Regions from separate parts of the Homo sapiens genome. Here all the other regions are linked to region 1. A link is a contact called in ENCODE Hi-C or POLR2A ChIA-PET data. All regions are on one chromosome and are shown on one strand. The core of a region is the stretch at or near the end of the contact, and the rest is flanking DNA. Distances in the headings are between cores, read along the strand shown.

Region 1 (3,662 bases), core at 301-2,800:
TTATAGTTGAAATGTCTTATTCTCAGAAAAGCAATCTCAGACTTGTGAGTCTAAATTCGACATCTCTTTCAGTACTCTTAGCCTTTTCTTTATAACAAAGAAATTGTAATTAAATATCTGTTAATTATTATCTTTTTTACTGACTACTTCCCCCACTCACACACAAGGACAAAGACTTCGTCTGGCTTGTTCACTACTTTGGCCCAACAGCTGGCTTAACCCGCATCTCGCCTGACACACTAGAATGACACAGTGGAATTTTTGGATGGTAGGTTTATGTGGCTTCCAAAAAACAGTAGTTTCTACTCTAGTTCCTAACTAGAAGGATTTCCTTTAGAATCATAAAATGCAAATTTAAGCAATCCTATCAGAAGTTGGTTAAAAAAAGTACCCAAAACCCAAAAGTTAGTCATGAAATATGTATACTCTTACATGACTGGTGGCCACAATATGGTTGGTTAATTGCTTTTTGATAAAGCAATATAACATACAGCAAATGCCATTTAAGGTAACACTATATTTTGTCCCAGTATTCCCAATAAAGAAAATGCAAGCGAGTAATTCAACAGCAGTTACGCATATCGTTTTCGAATAATGTTAACCTATTTTCTAAAGCCTGCACAGCATATTACATGCACAAATAATCCAACAAGGTTAACTAGAGCTCAGCAACGGGTTATGTTAGAAACTGAGTTAATGCAGTTGTGGGTTACATTACAAATGTACACGGTTATGGGAATTTTCCCCGTAATTCTTTAAAAACTTTTAATATTAGTCTAAAATATTGCCAAACGTTTTAAGAGTTGGGTCTCGCTCTTAGGTAGAATTCGAGTAACCACAGACACAATTAACATTTACACACCAAAGAACCCATCATTAGCACGACAACCGTCCCGGGTGGGGGCGGGGCGGGACCTTCAGACCTCGTCTTTCATGGGAACACACCTGCCTCTCCTTTCCCAAGAGACTGAAGTTTTTCTCAAATACAGGTTAGCTCGAAAAGTCCACCAAGACAGTGACACAAACTCAGTTCGTTTTTCCCCTTCCCTTGCGACTTTTGTCTCTCCCGCTGGACGGCAGCCCAGCGGACCAGCGAGGGGTACCCGCGGCTCGGGGAGCGCGTCCGCTCGGCAAACATTAACCCGGCTGCCCCGGGCCCTCCGCCCCGGCCCGTCGCGCGGTATCGACCGAAACTCGGCGGCCCTGCCTCATTGGCCGCCGCCGCCCCTCCCTCCGGCGGGATTAATGCCCTGCCGGCCCGACGAGAGAGGGGCCGGCCGCCCTAGGGTCTGGGTGCGGCCCCCGCCCGCCTCCCCGGGGACAAGGCCGCTACCGCAGGCGCGGGCGAGGAAGGGTCCACTCGGCTAGGAGCGCAGCGGACTGTACTGCGGCGCCGCCGCCGGGCCTCGCGCTTACCTGAGCTGGGGACGGCGCAGCCCCGGCGACCAGAGCGGGGAAGAGCCGAGCAAGGCTGAGAAAGGGGCGGCTCCTCGGTAGACGCCGAGAAATGGCGCCCACAACGAGCCCACCGGCTCTAATCCCCGGAGGACCCCGACCTCCCGCCCGTCCACCCCTTAAAGCTCCCTCCCAGCTCCGCCCCCAGGGCGGAGCGCTCCGCTCTTAAACGGGCGATGACACCGCCCCGGAAATTGGCCGGCGCGGCGACTGGAGAGAAACCGGCGAGGCCGGGCCCGGCCGGGCTGGAACTAGCGCCAGCAGCCGGGCGTCCGCGGCTGGTTTAAAGGGGCGCTGCCGAAACCCAGTTCCCGCTGCGGCCCTCCGCCCGCGGAGGAGGCGCCCGTCCGCAGACAGACCCCAGTTAGTCCTATCACGAAGGAGGCTGGTGGAGCTGGCTGCTAGATTCATTCATCCATTCGTTCAAGAGATTAAATCCTTCGCAAATACTTATTGAGAGCCTGTCACGTATTTCCTCCCTTTTTCTCCTTTGTAGGGATTAAAATACATTTAAATCTCTGCTGTTAAAGTGACTTTCACTCTACTGGGGAAACAGTAAACAAATAGGTGTCACAAGGTGATTAAGTGTAAATGAGGAAAAATAAAACTGGGAAAGAGAAATAAAAGATTACTGCTTAGCAGAGTGTGGTCAGGAGGGTACTCTAACAAGGTGACATTCAGTCCGTTCATTCTACAGGTAATTGATTGAAGTGCCTACTTACTGTGAGTTCTGTGTTCTAGACACGAGATACGACAGACAACCAAGACAGACAAAAATCCTTCCCGGAGTTTACGTTATAGCAGGAATATAAACGAGACATAAAATAAACGAGATAAATTAGTGAAATTAAATACTGTCAGACATTGGTAAATGCTAAAAAGAAAAGTACAAGTAGGGAATAACCACAGGCAGTGAGGGTTTGCGATTTTACATAGCAGGTCACAATAAGAAGGTGGCATTTGGCTGGGCGCGGTGGCTCACTCCTGTAATCCCAACACTTTGGGAGGCCGAGGCGGGCGGATCACGAGGTCAGGAGATCGAGACCAGCCTGGCCAACACTGTGAAACTCCGTCTCCACTAAAAATACAAAAATTAGCTGAGCCTGGTGGCGTCCGACTGTAGTCCCAGCTACTCAGGAGGCTGAGGCAGGGGAATCGCTCGAACCCGGGAGGCGGAAGTTGCAGTGAGCCCAGATCACGCCACTGCACTCCAGCCTGGCGACAAAGCCAGACTCAGTCTCAAAAAAAAAAAAAAAGGTAGCATTTGAATGAAGACCTAGAGGAGGTGTGGGAGGAACCCTGTGGCCATCTGGGGAGAACCGAAGGGAACAGCAAGGGCAAAAGGCCCTGCAAGGGGACAGGTCTGTCTTTTCAAGGAAGTCCAGTGTGGCTAGAAGTGAGGAAGCAAGAGGAAGAGGAGGTGACAGTCAGAGAGGAAAGGGGTAAGATGTAGGGCCTTGTGGGCCCTGGCTAGAGCTCTGAGAGAGGTGGGGGAGCCACTGGAAGGTGTTACCTTGAGGACCCTCTGCTTGCTGAAATGAAAAGAGACAAATACTCATTGAGCTTCTTCTCGGGATTTGGCACTGCCCACTCCTCCACCACCCCAAAACGTAGTAGACAGGCTTGGCAGCTCATCTCTGCCCCATGTGGTGTTGGCTGGGCAGCTCAACAGGTGCTGGAGCTGCCAAGGTGGTTTCACTGGTCTGTGTGGCATCTCCGCTGGGGTGGCTGCAAAGAACAGCTGAGTTCTGCCTGGGCTACTCTCTTGCAGATCCGCTGGTGTGGCAAAACAGTGAAAACAGAAGCTCTGAGGCCTATGAAGGGCTATGCCCAGCAGTCACGGAGCGTCCCTTCTGCTGCCTGTTAATGGTTTAAGCAAATCACAGAGGCCGCCCAGTTTCAAGGAGATGAAAGAGACTCTACCTCTTTTTTTTTCTTTAAATATTATTAAAATAGAGAAATTTTCCTTCTCCACCTTTTAAAAACATCTTTATTGAGATATAATGCACCCACTTAAAGTGTACACTTCCATGGCTTTGGGTATTTTCACAGAGTTGTAGAACCACAAACCACAATCTAATTGTGGAATATTTTCATCACTCTTCATGAGAGGAGCAGCATGGGTGTTCAGGGATGGGAGGAATTGTTGCTGGTCATCTTGCATCTTTATCTCAACAAAAAAACGAAATGATATGGCAGGGGGAAGC
Region 2 (3,662 bases), core at 640-3,139, 370 kb after region 1:
TGTTCTTGCGTTCTGTCTCACTAAACTAGACCTAAGAACCTTTGCAGATGTCAAAGAAACAGAAAAATATGTTGATAAATATGGACGCTCCTTGACTTACAATGAGGTTAGGTCCCATTAGACCCATCATGAGTTGTAAATATCGTGAGTTGAAAGTGCATTTTTGACTTATGATAATTTCTACTCATAATGGGCTTATCTGGATAGAACCTCATCATAAGTCGAGGAGTGTACTGGATGAGAATCACTTTCACACCACTGTAAAGCTGAAAAATCATAAGTCAAACCTATGTAAGCCAGGTACCGTCTGTAGTTTCCATAATATTTTGATAAGTGACAGGAGTTAAATACTGAGAGCTTCATTCGTGAAGTGAGAAAGCAAAGACCATGTATAGGCACAATTCATTCATGAGCTGCATCTCAAATAAAAATGAAGACATCCATCTCACCACAGAAATATACTTCAGAACACTTCCTTCACTCACTTCAAGGCAATGCAGTACCAGGTAACTGCTACCAGCGCAGGAGTCAGAACCAAATGCAGAATGATCAGGCAGGCACAGGGCTGGGCGCTTTGCCTGAACAGTGATCACAGCCCAGACCTTTCATGCCAGTACTTCACGCCAGTCTAACAGAAGCACGCAGGAGCATCTGGCTTTTGGTAAAGCAGCTAAGTTGGCCTCTTGTGTTTCCAGCTTTTCACTTGTCCCCTCCTCGTGTTTTCCCAGAACTCCCCACTGGACCAGGAGTCTTCTCATTCCCATCACCTCTCCTGCCACTGACCCTCAAGCCTGAACTCTAAAAACGCTCTGGTGATTTTATACTGAGTTATAAGTGAGACTTAAAATGTTCCCTCCCCAGAGGTAGTTTAATAGAAACAAAGCGCAAAGCTAAAGGAATGGGTCTTCAGTAACAGGAGTTCAGGAAATAGCGGGTAGGGAGGAACTCTGGGACCAAGAGTCTTCCTAATGTGCCGGAGCTCTTGTCATGCAGGGCTGGTGGCCTTCTTTGTGCTATACCCCGACTCTGTCGTCACAGATACAGCAGCAGATCCAGGTGCTCCTTTATACCCCCAAAGACATGAAAAATCAAAATTTAAAAATATCAGAAATATGTATTCATTTTCTACACTTGAGACATAACACTGGATGGAGGAAAACCTCTTGGGATATGAATACCTCTTCATCTGATGTTTTGGAAATCTAACCATGTATCTTCTCTTATGCTTATTTTCTCATAATGTTACTATTGGGTGATACAACTTCATTCTAAAGTGAGCTGTTGCTTGCCTACCAAGTGTCAGATAGCGGGCTAGGGGTTTGGAATACCAGGGTCATTAATGGTAGTATATCTAATTATCAAAACCTTACTATGTGTGAGGCACTGAACTAAACATTGGGCATGTAGTAATTCATTTGCTTTTCATAGCCACCCATGAGATGGGTCCTGGGATCATTCCATTTGAAAATGAGGACATTGGGGCACTGAGAGGTGAAGTCAGTGGCCCAAGGTGTACTGTGAGTGAGTGGCGGTGGTGGTGGTGGTGGTGTTGAACCCACAGCCTACCCCTTCATCACACTATTCTATACAACATTTCGGGTGCTCTATAATCTTCTAATGGAATCTAATTTTAATGAGAGATGAGTTTGTATACAACCTTATGCTATGTTGGTTAATTAAACTAGAAAACTTAAATGAATTTTACTTTTGCCTGGTAGAAAGTATCTGCTTTAAAACATATGGAACTTCTAATTTTCTCCCTGAAATTATGTGGTGATATAATAAGTAGCTAAGTATATTTTTAAAAAAGAGGAAGTAATGACTCAGATCTAGAGGCATTTGCAAATGGGGCAATGCCAGGTGAGCCAGCTGGACGTACACGTGTGAGCTGGACGTACGAATGCTGTATGCTGTGGTGCTCATGATGGAGAAGCTGCCCTGGGACAAGGGCACAGGCTTTGCTTGGCTCAGGTTTCCCATTCTCAGCTCTGCTGCTGTGTCTGTAGCCATCAATTGTAAATGAGCATACGGATAGGAGATTCAAAACCATTTCACTGGCTGTTGCGTGCTGATCAGTAAAATCAAATGTAAGTGCCTTACTTCTGGACTTGTATTTCTTTATGCCCATCCAAGTCCTACCTATCTTTCACATACTAACCCAAGTCCATGTGACCACTGAAGCCTTCCAAGGCCATTTGGCACCACCTCAGATCTCTCCCTTGAGCTCCTGGAAGAGCTAAAGATCAGGAAGCCATAGAGCTTAGAGACTGTCGATTCTCCACCACGAATTTAACATCTTATCTAGGTGATGGTATGGATGGGTGTTAGCCTTATCTTCTCATTTGAGTTGCAAGCTCAGGAACTGTGTGCTATTCTGAAGTTCCTCACAGCACCTCACATATTTTTGGAAAACAGACCACATTAGAGGCCAAAGATTAAAAAAAAAAAAAATACCGTTCTACTGTTTCTAGTCTGTCCTCTTCTGGTAAGGCATCAAGGATGGCAGGGACGTCTATCGGAAGCATAAATGAATTGAAGGAATCGCAGCTGTGGAAAAACCACACAAGCAGTCAAAGATAGAGTCACACTAGAAGTCTTGGGGTCTTTACATAATTTTCTAAAGAATTTTTATTTTACTGCTGGCGAGGCCTCTACTACTCTGTCCTCCCTCACTCTTGAAAAGCCATTTATGGTTCCCAGAGGCAAAGGCAGGGGATGCAATAGGCCCCAGGCAAACCTGGGAGAATGTTGCCAAGTAAGACACTTCCTGGAGTTTAAAAAGAGAATCATAGAATTTTTCAGTTTGTAGTGTTTAAAATTGTATTATCTCCTGGGGTGAGTGTAGTTAGATACTGATATGGTTTGGTCCTGTCCCCACCAAATCTCAGGTTGAATAGTAATCCCCAGTGTTGGAGGTGGAGCCTGGTGGGAGGTGATTGGATCGCGGGGGTGGAGTTCTCAGGAATGGGTTAGCACCATCTCCTTGGTGCTGTTCTCATGATGGTGAGTGAGTGAGTTATCTTGAGATCTGGTTGTTTAAAAGTGTGTGGCACCTCCTCGTCACTCTTCCTCCTGCTCTGGCCATGTGAGGTGCTGGCTTCCCCTTTGCCTTCCGCCATGATTGTAAGTCTCCAGAGGCCTCCGCAGAAGCCAAGCAGAAGCTGTCCTGCTTCCTGTACAGCTTATGGAACTATGAGCCAATTAAACCTCTTTTCTTTATAAATTACTCAGTTTCAGGCATTTGTTTATAGCAATGAGAGAACAGGCTAATACAGGTAGTTTACTTTTGGTCCTAGTATTTTCCCTCCACCTTTATACTCCTTCTTAGACATTCTATTCCATTTCATATCTTCCTCCCCACCTCCTTGTGTATTGTTTAGTATTATAACTTTAGAGCTTTATATAAAAATTCCTGGCTATTGAGAATGTTAAAGGAATTGAGATAGGGTGGAAAATACATTGTTATTTTTAAACTTGGCAACAGCTCTTTGTTTCAAGTGGATGGAATGAGCACTTTTTTGGGGTCTCGACTCCTTCCATACACACATTTCAGATGATATAGAAGGAATAAAAACCGAACACACAACAGCAAAGAGAACAACAGAAAAGAAATCAATGGATAAAAGTTTTCAATCATTTTCTGGAATAAATTTCTAGAACCC
Region 3 (3,662 bases), core at 631-3,130, 330 kb before region 1:
TGGCTCCGTGAAACGGACCAGAAATATAACAGCCCCCGCTGTCATTTTGTGCCACCGGGACCAAAAGGCCTCCTCGACCTTCCAGAATCACATTTCTAACTCTGGGCCCCAAAGCACCTTTTAATCCGAGCCCTCTAATTGCATGGCGAGCTTTCCCTGACTCACTTTAGTGGACAGCTAAAACGGCAATGCATTTCTTTCTAAGCACAAACCAGCCCCGATTGTCTCTGCTTTTCTCCACACCCGGCCATGCAAAACTTTTCATCCCTTTTCATCCCCGGGCTGCCTGCTGCCTGGTGGGGTGGGGGGCATTTGCAGCCAGGGGCACAACCGCTCCCCCCACCGAGGCTCCCCGCTTGCCCCCGCCCTAACTGCACCGGGGCTTCCCCCTCTGCGACCTTCTCCGCAGTCCCCTCGGCACAAATGGGGCCGAGCTCCAGGCACAAAAGCCAGCCTGGCTCATTCAAGTCCTGAAAAGGACAGCGGAGTCGAAAGCACTTGCAGCATTTTGGCGCGGGCACATTTTTCTCCTTCTTTTAAAGTTCCGAAAGATTTTTCTCTCCCTGATTTTTATATTTAGACAGTGTTAGAGATTTGCAATCTGGGGCCGGGGGGGGGGGCGGATTCCAGAAAGGAGCCATACCCTTTGTTAACTACGACTCTGCCTCTCGGGCGAGGGGTCTGCTGCAGCTGCCAGGCAAGCCGAGAGGCACGGGGCTGTCCCCGAACCGCGGCTTTCTCTGTGTAAATGATGGACCTGTTGAGAAGCCTGCCTTCCGCCCGATTCCGGTGCCCACACAATCGGAAGAGAGGTTGCCTAGCTCTCCCCAGCGAGGCTTCAGCAATCCTGGCAAGCCCACGCCGCCGGTGATGGAAGCGGCCCCAGGGGCCTCTCACGCAGGCACACACACACACAGACACACACACAGATACACACACACTCTCTCTCTCCTCCGGCCCACGTATATCAACAAGCACACACATCTCCATCCACACTGCTAAGCCTACACTCCGATCGTGGGAAACAAAAACATTAAGCAATCACCAAGCAAGTGCCCGCAGAGCCAGGGCCGCGCGCATCTGCCGGGAGGGGGACGCGCGCCCAGAGGCGCTGGGGCCCGATTCCGGAGAGCAGGGGTGGAGGGCCAGGCGATCGGCGGCGGGGGGTTGAGGCAGCAGGCAAGGGTCTGCGGCCTGGGGGAAGAGGACTGCAACCCGGGCGGAGCGCGCAGGGCCACGGCCGAAGGAGCTCTGCCGGGAGTCCAGGCTGCCCCAGGGCGCGCGGGCTGCGGTGGCGGCGGTGGCAGCCGGAGCTAGCAAGGAGAGGGAGAGCGGGAGCGAGCGGGGACCGCGGCAGACAGCCGGAGGGCCGGACCCACCTGTCTCGGCGAAGCTGATGATTTCGGAAACGCGCTCCTGGCCGTCGGCGCCCGGGCTGGCGTGGCCGTCGAGGTGCGGGATCTCCACGCGGCCGTCCTCGCGCACCTTGCCCGCGTGCAGCTTGCGCAGGGCCGTGACCATGGCGGCCTTAGGCACGGCGTGCGTGATGTTGGGCCGGCCCCGCATCTGCAGGCGGCTCAAGATGTGCCGCTTCACCGCCTCCAGGAAGTCGCCGTCCACTCGGCCGAGCTCCTCTGGCCGCCGGAAGCCGCCGCACGACGTACAGGTGTCCTGCGAGCCACCCGGGGATCCGGGTGGCGGGGGTGGCGGCGGCGCGGCAGGCGTCGGCGGGGGCGTGGGTGAGCCCCAGGCCTCAGGCCCCAGCCAGCCGGCCGCCAGCAGCAGAAGGCAGGCGGCCCCCAGCGCCCGACCGGGCAGCCCGTCCATGGTGCGCCGCTGGCGACGAGGGCGCCCGCCGCGAGGCGAGCCGAGTCGAGCCGAGCGCAGGGCCGGGCTCCGGGCTCCGGGCGCGCCGCCCCGCCCCGCCCCCGCCCGCGCCCGCGCCCGCCCGGGCCTCCGCCCGCCCGCCCGCCGGGAGGGCTGCCGCCGGCTCGCAGGGGGAGGGGGCCGGCCGGGCCTCGGGGGTTCCCGCGCGGCAGGGAAGGGGCGCCGAGGGCCCCGGGGGCCCGAGGGGCGCGCCGGGCGGGGCGGAGGTCGCGGGTCACTGCCGCACGGGCGTCTCGGGGCGCCTCGGCATCTGCAGCCTTCTCCCCATCCTTTCCGCGTCGGGGGCCCCGCAGCCCCGGTTCGGGTGAAGCGAAAGCAGCGTCAGTGGGAGCGGCGGTTCGGCCGGCGGCTGGGGAAGGTGGCGAAAGAGCGGGTCCACGCAACTTGGCTGAGACGGAAGCGAAGGCGCTGGAGCCCCCCGGAGCGGAGCCGGGCGCGGCTTGGCGCGGCGCTGCGGCGGGCGCTGCGGCGGGGCCCCGCGCTCGCACCTGAGCGCCTCGCCCTCACTGCCTCGCGCCAGGAAGGGCCGCCGGCGGCGGAGACGGGCAGGTCGTCCTCGCCGCGGGCCGGCGGGCAGTGGCGCGGAGCAAGCTTGGTGCCCGGGAGAGCCGGCCGCGCGGGCCCGCTCACAGGCGGCGCCGAGCCCTCGGCCGCGGGCCCTGCAGTCCTCCCGGCGCGTCACACGGCAAAGTTGTCTCCAGGATCCCTGGGCGCCGCATCCACGGGCGGGCGGCCGCAGCGCGCTTCGCCGGGGCCTCTGCTCCGCCCGCCTCCTCGCAGCCTCCCTCCTTCCCTCCGCCTGCCTGCGCGGCCCGGCCGGGCGCGGGGCGCCGGGCGAGGAAGGCGAGGGGGAGGCAGGGCCCTTCTCGCTCCTGTCTCTTCTGCCTGCCGCGGCGGCGGCGAGGTCGGCTCGAGCGCCGAAAAGTCTCGCAGCGTCCCCGGGTGCAGTGCCCTCGCTCGCGCTCGTACTGGCACCCGCCGCAGGGCCGGGAGAGAGCGGGCGGGCGGCGGCGGCGTCCCCGCGCCGGGCCGCGGCACGGAGTGCGGAGCTCGCCGAGGAGGAGTTCTTCTCTTTGGTCTCTCTTCTTTTACTCTCCCCGTTTTTTCTCCCAAGGGGGAAAAAAGCCGCACAATCTCCGTATGTGCGCGCGCGTTGAGATAGACGTTGGCAGAAAAAAGGGGGGGAGGGAGGGTGTCGTCCTGCCCGTGCGAGAGGAGACGGTCCGTACCTCCCCGCTCGAGCTTCCCGGGGTGGGGGGAGGAGGAGAAAGCGGAATCTGTTCAGGTTGGGGCTGCCCGCTCCCCGCGCTCACCCCTGCTTCCCACCGCTTTTTTCCTTTCTGCCTTCCCGAGAAGGAGGGGCGAGCCGGCCCTCTCCCCTCCCCTCCTCTCCCCTCCCACCCCCCGCAATGCCGGGCTACTTTTGCTACCTCGAAACTTTCCCACCACGTGGGCGCCCCGGACCCTTGCCCAGCTGGGCGGCCGGCGGCACCGACGGGTTCCAGGCGCTGGACCCAGGCGCTCCTCCCGGCCCACTCCCGCCTCCCCGCCGCCGCGCAGGCCCTGCCTCTGTCCCAGCTGCCGCCCTCCCCAACCAGCAGAGGCGACTCCCGCCGCCGTGGCCGCCCCCGGCCCTCCCGGGGCGCTCCCTCGCGGCCGAGCCTGGCGAGGCGAGCGGGGTGCGGCGCGGCCTGGGATGCCAGAGGCAGGCTCCGCCGGCGGCTGCCGCTCTGGGGCTGCAGTGCCCTCACCCAGCTCCCCGGGCCGCCGTCGCA

Evidence for each region. A loop is a pair of places that touch in the nucleus more often than their neighbours do. ChIA-PET counts read pairs that join two places held with the same protein, here RNA polymerase II (POLR2A). Pooled maps may share reads with other maps.
Region 2: a loop to region 1 is called in a pooled map, with 6 times the contacts of the local background. The contact joins the enhancer-like site here to the promoter of EPB41L5 in region 1. A Hi-C loop is called at or near these places in 6 of 50 pooled maps.
Region 3: a map of naive thymus-derived CD4-positive, alpha-beta T cell shows a loop between it and region 1 (2.7-fold over the local background). The contact joins the promoter of INHBB here to the promoter of EPB41L5 in region 1. A Hi-C loop is called at or near these places in 1 of 168 maps with a recorded cell type or tissue (naive thymus-derived CD4-positive, alpha-beta T cell) and 5 of 50 pooled maps. POLR2A ChIA-PET finds 5 or more read pairs at or near these places in 1 of 52 experiments (WTC11).

What each region holds. Positions count from the first base shown.
Region 1 is chr2:120,010,965-120,014,626 of GRCh38, reverse strand. EPB41L5 (erythrocyte membrane protein band 4.1 like 5) reads right to left here and starts at 1,550. Exons shown (of 25, transcript NM_020909.4): 1 at 1,417-1,550. LOC107985817 (a long non-coding RNA gene) reads right to left here. Exons shown (of 4, transcript XR_001739205.2): 3 at 2,969-2,987; 4 at 1,923-2,234. RefSeq lists a silencer at 1,205-1,374.
Region 2 is chr2:119,645,843-119,649,504 of GRCh38, reverse strand. It overlaps CFAP221 (cilia and flagella associated protein 221), which reads right to left. Exons shown (of 24, transcript NM_001271049.2): 22 at 2,455-2,547. Among named protein-coding and RNA genes, the nearest start is that of TMEM177, 32 kb to the left of the region's middle. RefSeq lists a silencer at 1-66. Within about 2 kb of position 1,889, at least 2 of the 41 ENCODE cell types and tissues checked have a DNase peak (open chromatin) inside an H3K27ac peak, as active enhancers do.
Region 3 is chr2:120,344,354-120,348,015 of GRCh38, reverse strand. INHBB (inhibin subunit beta B) reads right to left here and starts at 1,880. Exons shown (of 2, transcript NM_002193.4): 1 at 1,380-1,880. The coding sequence starts at 1,827. It overlaps LOC105373989 (putative cuticle collagen 91), which reads right to left. Exons shown (of 3, transcript XM_047446882.1): 3 at 2,023-3,129. The coding sequence ends at 2,102.